2 separate regions of the Homo sapiens genome follow, and region 1 is linked to region 2. Evidence: read pairs that join two places in POLR2A ChIA-PET (ENCODE). Cell type or tissue: MCF 10A. All regions are shown on one strand. Links, peaks and the distances in the headings refer to the core of each region. The heading gives the core; the rest is flanking DNA. Region 1 has its middle 15 kb from the start of TANC1. Region 2 overlaps TANC1 (tetratricopeptide repeat, ankyrin repeat and coiled-coil containing 1).

What was found. Peaks named below come from ENCODE experiments on the same cell type or tissue, not always from the same donor. Only the 100,000 strongest peaks of a DNase experiment are listed, where the experiment ranks them.
Region 1: POLR2A ChIA-PET joins it to region 2 with 5 read pairs; 12 of 35 experiments call an interaction of 5 or more read pairs at or near these places.

Annotation. Positions count from the first base shown.
Region 1 is chr2:158,950,681-158,957,458 of GRCh38, reverse strand. No RefSeq gene overlaps it. Among named protein-coding and RNA genes, the nearest start is that of TANC1, 15 kb to the left of the region's middle. In MCF 10A, for the core only: no CTCF peak of the experiment used is centred there; DNase peaks (open chromatin) are centred at 2,898 and 3,378.
Region 2 is chr2:159,025,504-159,032,281 of GRCh38, reverse strand. The region is part of intron 2 of TANC1 (tetratricopeptide repeat, ankyrin repeat and coiled-coil containing 1); the gene reads right to left. It also overlaps the pseudogene RNU6-580P. Among named protein-coding and RNA genes, the nearest start is that of TANC1, 60 kb to the right of the region's middle. RefSeq lists an enhancer at 1-2,806. In MCF 10A, for the core only: no CTCF peak of the experiment used is centred there; no DNase peak of the experiment used is centred there.

The DNA of each region.
Region 1 (6,778 bases), core at 1,879-4,378, 75 kb after region 2:
GAAACCCAATTATTTAATGGCAATATTTGTGTGACCTTTTCCCCCTTTAATGTATAGGACTTTGAATACTACAAATGAAATAAAGAAAAAATAGTTTTTAACAATACTGAAATTGTTTAATATTTGTCTTCATTTCATGTGGCTGCTGCAACAAACTGCCACAAACCGAGTAGCTTAAAACAGCAGAAATTTATTTTCTCACAGTTACGGAGGCCAAAAGTCCAAAATCAAGGTGTTGGCAATGCTCCATCCTCCCTCCAGAGGCTCTGGGGGTGAATCCTTCCTTGCCTCTTTCAGCTTCTAGTGGCTCCAGGCATTTCTTGGCTTATGGCTGCAAAACTCTAGTTTCTGCCCTCATCTTCATATGGTCTGTGTCTTCTCCTCTTCTGTATGTCTCAAATCTCTCTCTTTCTCTCTCTCGCTCTACCTTTGTCTCTTGGTCTTTCTCTCTCTCTCTCTCTCTCTTTAAGAGATGAGGTGTTGCTAGATTGCCCAAGCTGGAGTGCAGTGGCTATTCCCAGGGATGATTATAACACAGTGCAGTCTTGAATTCCTGGGCTCAAGTGATCCTTGAGTAGCTGGGACTTCAGACGTGTGCCACCATGCCCAGTTTCTGCCTTTCTCTTATCCAATCCAACACCTGTCATTGGATTTTGGGCCCCTATCCAGATAACCAGGATGAGCTAATCCTAAAACCCTTAACTATTACTTCCACGGAGACCCTTTTTCCAAATAACATTTCCAAATAACATTCACAAGTTCCAGGTATTTAGACATGGACCTATGTTTTAGGAACCACCGCTCAACCACTACAATATTTATTAAAACAGAAAAATAATCTAACAAAAATGGAATAAAGACCCTAAGACTAGATTTAAATTTACAAATAAATTATATTTGTTAATGAAATGTTTACAGTTTTTTTTTTTAAAAAAAAAACCTATTTCCACTACCAATTTTTTAAAATGCAAAATAGGACTTTGGGTGCCATTATACTCACATTAACCTAATAAAATATATATTAGAATTAGAAGACCCAGTTTCTAAACCAGGATCTAGTCAGGAAATTAGCAATCAAGCTAGGTATTTCAAAGAGAGGGTATTTAATACAGGAAACTATATTGTTGGGAGAACTGAAAGGTCAAAAGGGAAAGGTAGGTAACCCTGAGATTAATAAAGATAGAAAGAAAGAAGCTGGCAGAATAAGAAGGAGGAGGTAGCACTACCACAGCACAAGACTGCATGTCTTATTGTGTCATTGGGAATGCCAAATAGGATTCTGGGAACACCAGAGAGAGGACGTCCAGAAATGAAGTCACTTCTAGAAATACTGCCAGAAGCAGAAAGAAAGAAAACTATGGCTTCTCCCTCCCTTACACTTTCTAATTTTCTGCTGGCCTCTTCTATTGACAGAACCTAACAAGAAGCCAGCTAGAAATGAAGCCTGGGAAATGTGCTTTGCAGGCTTCTAGCCCCAGCATTGTGAAGCAGAGTAGAGTGGGGTCGGTGCAGAGCTATGAGACAATAAGTAAATAATTGGCACATCAAGTGATGTGGAAAAGCAGGTGTATTTCTACATTGCTGATGATACTGTAAGTCAGAGAACAATTAGAGATAAGTAACTCTTTATACACATTGACTAAATAAGGCCACTCTGGGGAACATCATCCTGAGAAATAACCTACGTGCAAAAAAGAAAGAATTTGTACAAAAATGTTTGAAGTAGCATCATTTATAACAGCAAAACCATGAAAACAGCCCATATACCCAGCAATAAGGGGATGATTAAGAAAGCAGTGACTGATCGATGTATCAGAATACTCTAAAGCTTAGAAAAAAACCCAAAACATATGTTTCAAGGCAGTATGAACATATTCATATGAAATAAAGTTAAGTGAAAAAAGTAGAATGCAGAATTATATGTCTACTACACTAATTACATCTGTGTAAAAATGTAGTAATGTATATTAACAAAGATCAGGGGAGACTTGGAGTGATATAACTGGTTTGGAGCTTAATGTTACTTAGGCTTCTTCTGTAAAGTTGGCTAAGTTCTTAATAAAAAGAGAGCCTGGCCGGGCACGGTGGCTCATGCCTGTAATCCCAGCACTCTGGGAAGCCAAAGCGAGTGGATCACCTGAAGTTGGGAGTTCGAGACCAGCCTGACCAACATGGAGAAACCCCATCTCTACTAAAAATACAAAATTAGCCGGGCGTGGTGGTGCATGCCTGTAATCCCAGCTACTCAGGAGGCTGAGGCAGGAGAATCGGTTGAACACGGGAGGCAGAGTTTGTGGTGAGCTGAGATCGTGCCACTGCACTCCAGCCTGGGCAACAAGAGCGAAACTCCGTCTCAAAAAAATAAAAAATAAAATAAAAAAAAAAGAGGGAGGCTGGGTGCAGTGGTTCATGCCTATAATCCCAGCACTTTGGGAGGCAGATGGGGGAAGATTGCTTGAGGCTAGGAGTTTGAGACCAGCCTGGGCAACATAATGAGACCGTGTCTCTACAAAAAAAAATTTTAAATTAGCCAGCCTTGGTGGCACATGCCTATCATCCTACTTGGGAGGCTGAGGTGGGAGGATTGCTTGAGCTTAGGAGTTTGAGGTTACAGTGAGCTATGATCATGCCACTGCACTCCAGCCTGGGCAACAAAGCAAGAGCCTGTCTCCTTAAAAAAAAAAGAGAGACAGAGAAAAGTAAATGAGTCTTTAATTTTATTTTTAGATTCCAAAACAACTGAGAATTATGTGTTTCATATTAAGCTACTTTAAGGAAAAAACCAGCACACACACACACACAAACACACACGCACACAGTACAACCTGGCTAACCGTTCCTACCACGGCACTTTTTACAACTCTGGCATTAATCACTGCCATGGCCTGAGGCCAGTGTCCAATTGGTCTAGAGATTTTATTTTACAACCTGAGAACACTGGCTGGCTCCCAGTGCCTCTGCTCTCCTGCCCTGAGCAGAGCCTTTCTTCTTGTTGCTACACTTCATGTTTTCTACTACAGGCCAGGAGCTGTTAAAGTTAAGTAAAACAATGAATAAAGATAACAGAGTGAGCGCCCCCCCCCCCCAAAAAAGCCCAGCATTTTAATAATTATGTAAGTTTTTGTCAGTATTTATTGCTTCAAAAGATTTTGTTTTCTCCTTGAACCTGAAGTACTTTATAGCATGTCTGAAACACACACCCTAAGCTAAGAGGGCAGAAAGGCCACACCTTTGCCTCACCCCTCCCCCAATCCATTTTGCTGCCCAGAAGCACTGATGTGCCAAGTTTTTTGGACCCATGAACCCTGCCTCACTAGTAAGCTAATACAGATGCTTGTCACAGCTGCCTTAGGACTATCTGGAGTCTGAGAGTATGTGGTTACAGCAGGAAAGACATGACATCATAATTGCCTCCCACAGGGACCTGCTGGCAGTTTGCCCAAGAGACCTTGGCCGTGCCCAGAACCAATCTCTAAACTTGACAGACTTTCCACTTTTGCCTTTTGTGATTATTTGAAAATCATCTTCCAAAGACTGCCTAGCTTCAGATCCCAGTTTTCCTACCCATCATCTGGGTGACCCTAGGTCAGTTAGTTAAGCCCTCTGTGCCTCAGTTTCCTAATGTAAAACATGGGAGGAAAACCAGGAAATAATAGTAAATACTTCATAGTTTTGTTGCAAAGATATGAGATAATGCACTTAAGGCTCAATGGAAGATATGACTCGTTCTCTACCCAAGATCCTTTCTATTCTTCTTTTTTTGTTAACAGAAATATGATTTTGTTTGGGGTGGCAGTGAGCCCAGCTAAAATACTCCCACAGACTCCCTTACAGCTACGGTGATCGTATGATTCTACAGGGAGAGGTTTCCTGGAAAGCAGCAGATTCTGATGAAAAAAGGACAGACCCAGCTGGCGTGTATATTTTGCTCTTTGCCCTTCCTTTTTCATTCTGTCTGGAATGAGGATACCTGCAAGAAAGGCAGCCACCTTGCAACTAAGAGGACAAGAGCCACATGCTAAGGATGGTAGAGCAGAAAGCTAGAAGGAACCTGGGCCCCTGATGATGTCCTGAAGCAGCTGTGCCAGTAGCGAGCCACCTATCTCCAGACTTCATGTTACATGAGAAGAATGAACTCCATTTGGCTAAGCCACCATGGTAGTTTCTCTTATATGCAGCTGAATGCAATCCTGATCTAAACTCATACCGCCTGCCAATAACACCTTAAGAACGGTTACCTTAGGCCGGGCACGGTGGCTCATGCCTGTAATCCCAACACTTTGGGAGGCCAAGGTGGGCAGACCACCTGAGGTTGGGAGTTCGAGGCCAGCCTGACCAACATAGAGAAACCCCGTCTCTATTAAAATACAAAATTAGCTGGGTGTGGTGGCGCATGCCTGTAATCCCAGCTACTCGGGAGACTGGGGCAGGAGAATCCGCTTGAACCCGGGAGGCAGAGGATGTGGTGAGCCAAGATCATGCCATTGTACTCCAGCCTGGGCAACAAGAGCAAAACTCCTCAAAAAAAAAAAAAAAAAAAAAAAAAAGAACAGTTACCTTTTATTTTTCTATGAAGTACCATAAGTCAGCTATCTCTCTGCTGAACACTGAGAGAGGTTCACAATTATTGTCATGAAATTTAGCTATGGCAAATATTATATAAAATTATCAGTTGTCAACTAGAGTTGGTAAACATTCTTATTATTCAGAGACACTGGTAGTAATAACATTTGTTGAAATAGAATTTGACATACTAGGATAGTGTTTTATTGCTGCTAGGTTATACTCAACTAGCTCTTTAAAGGGATTATTTTATTAATAAATCTAGTAAACTCATGGGAGGTGGGGGAATAGAACATTTACATATTTTAACTGATAAAGGCCTGCTCAGTGGCTCACATTTGTAGTCCTAGCTACTTGGGAGGCTGAGGACCCCTTGAGCCCAGGACCTAAGGTTGCAGTGAGCTATGACTGCATCACTGCACTCCAGCCTGGGTGACAGAGTGAGACCATGTGGATCCATCCCCAACACGAGAAAAGTTCATTCTAGCTTCAGTCTGGACAAGCGACTTCCCCATATGACCAGGGTGAGATCAGAGAACCAATCAGACATCCCTCAAGCCACCAATTAAATGATGTTCCTTTTTTCTCAGTTTGAACTGTTGGTTGTTTAAGTAGAGGAAAGCAGCAGGAGCAGCAGGAAAGGTTGAATTACGCTGCAAGAACACCTCCACCAAAATCCCAGTGGCTGAAAATAACAAAACTTGTTTCTTATTCATTCCACTCATCCTTCCTGGGGTAGCTGGGACACACTCCTCATTATAGCCATGGAACTCAAGCTGAGAGAGCAACCATCATCTTGAACATTGCCAGCCACCATGTTGAAAGGAAAATGGGCCCTGCTTTGGCAGTTTCAAGTATATGTCACTTTTTGCTCACAACCCACTATCTGGAACCAGTCCCATGGCCTCAGGTAACCAAAAGTGAGCCATAAAGTGCACTTCTACCATGTGCCAGAAACGGTAGCACCAGAAAATGTTGGCGAACCGCACCAATGCCTATCAAAGAAATAGTATCACTGAGTGCGTATTATGTGCTACTGTGTGTGATGTCACTTATGTTATCTAATTCTTACCATACATTTGGATATTGTTTAACTCCAATTTTTGGATGAGAAATTGGAGGCTTAGACAGGCCAAGTTATTTGTCCAAGAGACCCATCTAATGTGTAGATTTGATTTTAGTTTCACCAGATTCCAAAACCTATGCTTTTTCCCTTGCCTCCTAGTATAACACGTTGAGCTGCTTACAACCTCACAATTTTGGGGGTTGGGAGAAGTGGAGAAAAACAGAGTAGAGGAAATGGTTTATGTAAGAAATAATTCTCTCGACAAAGCTGAAGTATGGTAACCAATGGGGCCATACTTCCTTGGCCTCATTAGTATAATGAGGTGGCCAACTGAACTAACTTACCTAAGGACTTAAAACTGATCACCACAAGCCCCGAAACAAAAATGACTACAATAAGATTGTGGACAAGGAGATACTCGGTATGCTGAGTGAGTTGGACAGACAATACCATCAAATTGAGAGGCAGCATTATGCTATCAAGTAGTAACTTGATAGCTTGATACCTAACAAGTGATAACTTCAGAATGTTTCCTATTACCCCAGATGATAACCAATTGCTTTAAGGGCTCTCTTCACTATTGAATAATTCTCACCTTTAATACCTGAAGAGCGTTTATGATTTTCAGAAGTTCATTAACAGCATTTTATATATATATAATATTGCTCTGACTATAATAATGCTGACAGGGATTCACATTTCAAAGAAAAGTATGCACTCAAGCACAGCAGAGACACTGATTCTCTCTAGAGGTCTCAAACAGAGCATGGTTGTGTACCATTGACCTGCTTCTAGAAGAGATGTAATTTTTAGCAAGAAAAGGATGATCCTTTAAGCTTTTAAAATAGTTTTTGCACTGTAATTTATTTATCCTACATAGCTAATGGTAAGGCCTTAAGTATTCAACCAGAGTTGATATTAATATAACATAGCTAGATTTTTATTTCTCTAAGCACATTCTTAAAAAAATATAAACCTAAATATAATTTTATCTTTTATAAAATGCTTGTGATATAATTTTTTTTGTTTTCGTTTTTGTTTTTGTTTTGAGATGAAGTCTCACTCTTCTCACCCAGGGCTGGAGTACAATGGCACGATCTCGGCTGACTGCAACCTCTGCCTCCCAGGTTCAAGTGATTCTCCTGCCTC
Region 2 (6,778 bases), core at 2,173-4,672:
TTTCTCAAAAGCACTGCCATTCTGATCTGGAATATTCCATCTGAGTACTCTCCCATTCATTATTCTCATCCATCTTTTCTTACGGTATCTGTGAGTAAAGCTCCTCACCAGATTATAAACTTCTTTGAGCAGATGGACTATGCCTTTGTATTAATGACACGCCCCCTATCTCCTCCTAAGTCACCAATGAAGCCTTCTGAATCTTTGCCAGTTCAATCTGCCCCAGATACCCCAGGGCCATATGACCTTAGGGAAGAAGGTATTTGAATGAGAGTGTTTTTAAACAGCCTAAGCGTTTCTGTAGTCTCTAAAGGTATTAAGTTTTCAACTTTCTTAAAGATGATAAAATTGGTTTAAATGTTAGGATTCTGTGATCAATAAGGCAAGCTTCAGTTGACTTTGGAATCTAATCTGTATGACATACAGAGCCAAGGAATAAATTCTGTACTGTTATGCATGCCCATGTGAACCACAGAGGCTAGGGTGAGTTTTCCCTTGCTCTAAAGCAACCTCACCTCACATATCTTTAATCATTCATCTACTCAGAATGGATTATTGGGTGACTTCATATTTATTTCTTTTTTCCAAAGCTCAGCTTTCTGATTTATATATTTATTTCTCGATAAGTAATAGCACTCAAAAGCACCAATTTGCTTCAGGCTTGGTAAAGAGTACTTTCATGAATTTAACTGACAGTTCTGTAATATAGGGTTATAATTTACACTTGGGAAAAATTGAGGAATTTGTTTTGTCTAAATTGAATTTAAAACTACATCCACTTCCAGATTCACATAAGTAATTCTCAGTTTTCAAGCTCATGATTGAATATGTACCTTACACCCTAAGACCCATTCACTTGCAAGCAGGCTGAAATGACCTACCAGGACACTAAAAACCTCTCTATTTAGGTCTAGGCTGTCAGGACATCCAGGCCTGGCCTGTTGTTTTCAGTGTCCATGGCCCTTCCTTCCCCACAGCTGAAGCCTCTTAACCCTTGCCCCCACACTCCCCTTGCTGGCTCAACCCAGCGGGAATTTCTAAGATAGAGATTTAAATAGCTCTGGCTAAGTTGCTCTTGCTGCTTAACAGGCAGGCCCTGACCTTGTATCCAGTAACTTGGCTTTCTTGCTCCTGCATTCCACAGGCCTAAATCACCCTCTAGCTCAGTTCTGATAAGGAGCCTGAGACCCTCTCTGGATAATCTGCTGCTAACTCCTCAGGGGCTGAGGAGCTGCCTTGCTCTTGGCAATCTTCCAGGGGACTGGAGGTCACTCTGACTCCATATGGCCAGAGAAGGTCTGGGGACATGGGTGCCTGTGTCAGGCTACTCATATACCCTGAGCCACCAGCCCTGAAGACCTCAGCCCCTTCCTCCTGACACCTGGACTCCCTCCCAGCTGCAGTGGCTGGATCTGCTGCCCCCAACTCTGAGATGGGGGTTCCAAGCCCAGTGCCTCCGGATGCATTAGGAAATGACTCATCACAAAAAGCTGAGGGTCCTCTGGCCAGAACACAAGTCATGAGATCTTGATCTTAGCTGTCAAAAAATGTCAAAAACAAAACCCCAACAACAAACTGAGAAAACAGGATCTCTCTTTTCCTGGAGAATTCAACACCCCTATGTTGGCTTTGAGTATGCTGAAGCCACTGAATCCTCTTTTACTAGTTCTAAGGCGAAAACTGAGGAAAATCAGAGAAATGGCTACAACTGTGTCTTCTCTGAATAGAGGAGAATCAGAGAGCTTCTTATCAACCACTTCAAAGCTAACATCCATGATTATTGAAATTACAACTATGAAATAACTTCTGTCCTAGGAAATCAAGTCATCTTCTAAAAGAAAAATAAATGTGTATGTGCATTTTTATCAATATACTTTAAAGATCCAGACAAAAACCCTAGCTGGTTAAAGTGTACTACACTTTAGAATAACATAAAAAACAGCAACCTTCATTTTCTGGTCAAAGATTATTTTTGTAATACCTAGTAATTTCTACAAAATTCTAGCATTTTTTGCTTTCTACCACCATTCCGTAGAAAGACATTCCCCCCTTGGCTTTATATCTTTGCTTTTTGATCTTGTTAACAATCCAGAAAATTCCAACCTTGCAATTTTTTTTTTCACCCCGGGAAGGAATAACACACAGTCACTTAAAAACCAAAAGCAGTGTCAACACTTCTCAATGACACAGCTGCTGTGAGTGACCAGTGAATAAAAGGGTTTTTGTGGGGAAATGTTGACTTCTCTCCAAAATAATTCTCAGTGTTATTGAAGACATGATCAAAAATAGTAGAGGCTGGGTACAGTGGCTCACACCTATAATCCCAGCACTTTGGGAGGTCAAAGCAGGAGGACTGCTTGAGAACAGGAGTTCAAGACCAGCCTGGACAAGATGGCAAGACCCCATATCGCTATGTTAAAAATACAGGCATGGTGGCACATACGTGTAGACCTAGCTACTTGGGAAGCTGAGGCAGGAGGATCACTTGAGACTAGGAGTTCAAAACTAGCCTGGGCAACACAGACCTCACCTCTACACAAAATTTTTAAAATTAACTGGGTGTGGTGGCAAGCACCTATAGTCTTAGCTACTCAGGAGACTGACGTGGGAGGACTGCTTGAGCCCAGGAGTCCAAGATTATAGTGAACTATGATTGTGCCACTGCACTCCAGCCTGGTTGACAGAGCAAGACTGTCTCTAAAAAATAATTATAAGGCATTAGTTAAGCAAGAAATACTAAGTACTTATGATAAACCACAGTGAAAATACTCAAACTATATGGACACTTGGTTTCAAAAGAGGGTGCCTAGACAGGAAAGAACCCACTCTGTATGCCATGCATTACATGGAACAATGCACATGTTCCATATTACAAACCTTTACTTAAAAAGTGAGGCATACGATCCAACAATCTCATTTCTGGGTATTTATCCAAAAGAACTGAAGTCAGGATCCCAAAGAGCTATTTTCACTCCCATGTTCATTGCAGCATTATTCACAATAACCAAAGTGTAGAAGCATCCTAAATATTCACTAACAGATAAATGGATAAACAAAATGTGATATATACACATAATGGATCATTCCGCCATAAAAAAAGGAAATCCTGATACATGCTACCACATGAATGAAACTTGAAGACATCACACAAGAGAAATAAAACAGTCACAGAAGGATAAACAGCACACGATTCCACTCTTATGAGGTATATAAAGTAGTCAAACTCTGCTAGGCACTGTGGCTCACACCTGTAATCCCAACACTTTGGGAGTCTGACTTGGGAGGACCACTTGAGGCCATGAGTTCAAGACCAGCCTGGGCAACATAGCAAGATCCTCATCTCTATAAAAAAATCTACAAATTAGCTGTGTATAGCAGCACATGCCTATAGTCTCAGCTGCTTGAGAGGATCACTTGAGCACAGGAGTTTGAACTTACAGTGAGCTACACTCAAGCCACTGCATCTAGACTGGGCAACAGAGTGAGAGACCCTATCTCAACAATAATAATCATAATTAATTAATTAATAATCAAACTCATAGAAGCAGAGCAGAATGGTGAATGCCAGGAGCTTGGGGAGAGAGGAAAATGGAGAATTGTTGAAAGAATATAAAGTTTCAGTCACAGAGGATGAAATACTTCTAGAAATCAGCTGTATAACATTGTGTTTATAAGTTAACAACACTGTACACTTAAAATTTTGTTAGGAGTTAGATCTCATGTGTTTTGTTTTGTAACCACAATTTTTTAAAATATGAGGATACAAACTCAAGGATTCAGATTACATTAGCTTCAAAGTTCTTGTCCTTTCTACTGTTTCATTTTGTCTACACACAAGAGAAGTATAAACAGTAAAGAATAGGCCCGACATGATGGCTCACACCTGTAATCCCAGCACTTTGGGAGGCCAAGGCGGGCAAATCACTTGAGGTCAGAAGTTCGAGACCAGCTTGGCCAACATGGTGAAACCCCGTCTCTACTAAAAACACAAAAATTAGCCAAGTGTGGTGGTGTGTGCCTATAATCCCAGCTACTTGGGATGCTAAGGCAGGAGAATCCCTGGAATCTAGGAGATAGAGGTTGCAGTGAGGTGAGATTGCACCATTGCACTCCAGCCTAGGCAACAAGAGTGAGACTCCGTATCAAGAAAAAAAAAGCAATTAGCATATACTATGGTTTGAATGTGTCCCCCAACTTTCATGTGTTGGCAACGTAATCCCCAAATTCATATGTGGAGTGGAGGTGAGGCCTTTGGGAGGAAATAAGGATGAGATGAGGTCATCGGGATGGGGCTCCCATGATAGTACTGGCGGCTTGAAAAAAGAGGAGAGACTTGAACTGACATGCACGCTCTTGCCCTCTCGCTGCGTGATACCTTCTACCACGTTATGAAGCAGGAAGAAGACCCTCATTTGAAGCTAAGCAGATGCCAGCACCATGCTCCTGGACTTCACAGCCTCCAGAACTGTGAGAAATAATTTTCCCTTTTTTATAAATTATGCAGAAGGTGGCATTCAGTTATAGCAAGAGACGGACTAAGACTGAAAATTGGTACCAAGAATGGGGTCATTGCTATAACAGATAGCTGAAAATGTGGAAGTGGCTTTGAAACTGGGCAATGAGTAGAGGCTGGAAGGGTTTGAGGGAGCAAGCTAGAAAAAGCCTGTAATTGCTATAAGTGGAGCATTAGGGGAGATTCTGATGAGGGTTCAGAAGACGAGAGCTAGGGAAAAGTCTGAATCTTCTTCAAGATTTGCTTAAGTGGTGGTGGCCAAAATGTTGGTAGAAATTTGAACAGTAAAGGCCATTCCGACAAGGTCTCAGACGGAAATGAGGAACAAAGTACTGGAAACTAGAGTAAAGGCCATCCTTGTCACAAAGTAGCAACAAGCTTGGCTAAATTGTGTCCATGTCCTAGGTCTTTGTGAAATGCAGAGCTTGAGGGCAATAAACTAAAATATCTGGCAGAAGAAATATTTAAGCAGCAAAGCATTCAGGATATTGCATGGTTACTTTTGACCACATTCAGTGATATATGAGAGCAAAGAAATGACTTAAAGACAAAATGTATAATTAAAAGGAAAACAGAATGGGAAGACTTCAAAACTCTGCAGCCTGGCCACATAAAGAGTGAAAAAGACGCTTCCCTCAGCAGCACATATACTAAAACTGGACTGATACAGAGAAGATTAGCATGGTCCCTGCACAAGGATAACACGCAAATTCATGAAGCATTCCATGTTTAAAAAAAAAAAATGAGTGAAAAAGTGTGTTCAGGAGAGGAAACCAAGGCTGTGGGTAGGTGATCATTTGTTAAGGAGATTACTATTGATAGATGAAATTATCAAGAGAATAGGAAAAAGACCCCTGCCATTTCAGAGATCTTTGAGGCTGTCCCTCCCATCCCTGGCCCAGAGCTCTAGAAGGGCGGAATGGTTTCAGAAGGACCCAGGCACCCTTCATGGGGTTGCTGCCCAGGGCCCCCTTGGGTCTCTGCTTTCTGCATCCCAGTGCAGCACTCCTCAGCCACCCCAGCTGTGGCTCAAGCGACCCCAAGTGCAGCTCAACCCAGCACTCCAGAAGGTACAAGCAGCAAGGACTAGCAGCATGTACCAGGCTCAGGATACTCTGAGCCACCTTAGGACTCTATAGAGAGTCCCTACCAGCAAGAAGGCCCTCCCAGATGCAGCCTCAAGACACTGGACTTCATAGTCTCCAAAACTGTAAGAAATAAATTTTCTTTATAAATTGCTGAGTCTCAGGTATTCAGTTATAGCAATGGAAAACAGCACATAATTAAAGGCTAGAGTGCAGGGTAGGAGAAATTGAGAGGAACAGGAAGCCAAAGAAGCTGAGGTCATCGAGGAAAGCCTCAAAAAAAAGGGCAACATAGGCCCAACCCTGAAGGATCAGCTGAGGCTGCAGGGACTGCTACAAGCATCTGAGTAAGGACACTGAGCTGGTCCACGCCAAGAAGGCATGCTAGGCAACAGCTTTTAAAGGCTGAGGAGGACATGAACTAAACACTAGAAGCTAAAAACTGAAGCAAGGCCAGACACAGTGGCTCACATCTGTAATCCCAGCACTTTGGGAAGCCAAGACAGGAGGACTGCTTGAGGCCAGGTGTTCAAGACCATGCTGGGCAACAACAGCAACACCCTATCTCTACAAAAAATTTAAAAATTAGCCAGGAATTGTGGGTACCCCTGTAGTCCTAGCCATTGGGAAGCTGAGGCAAGATGATCGCTTGAGCCCAGGACTGGAGGCTTCAGTGAGCTATGATCATGCCACTGCACTCCAGCCTGGGCGATAGAGTGAGACCCTGTCTCTACAAAAAATAAAAATAGCAAAAAACACTGAAGCAAAATCAAAGGAATTGGTCGGAGTTCCCTAAGCCATTTATAATCTAGCTCTCAGAATTTGAATGTTCACTGAATCCCTGAAAAGGCCTTCCTATATGACAAACAAGCAATCAAGAAAGTTTTAAGGCACAGCCATCCATTGGGGCCAACCTGATTAGTTAAATGATCAGAAATAAGACCAGATAAATTGTATACCATTTCAAAGAAATAAATAAAAATATGGTATTATAGTAAAGCCCCATGTATCCAACATCCCTGAAAAACTTACTGTGCTAAAAAAAAGGAATCCCTTAGATACTGAAACCTGTGTTAACAGGAAAAATCTATGTATGGACTAGGTATTGACAAGTATTAGGGAATTATCCTCATTTTGTTTTGTGTTAATGTCATCGGGGATCTTTACTGAGTAACAGATA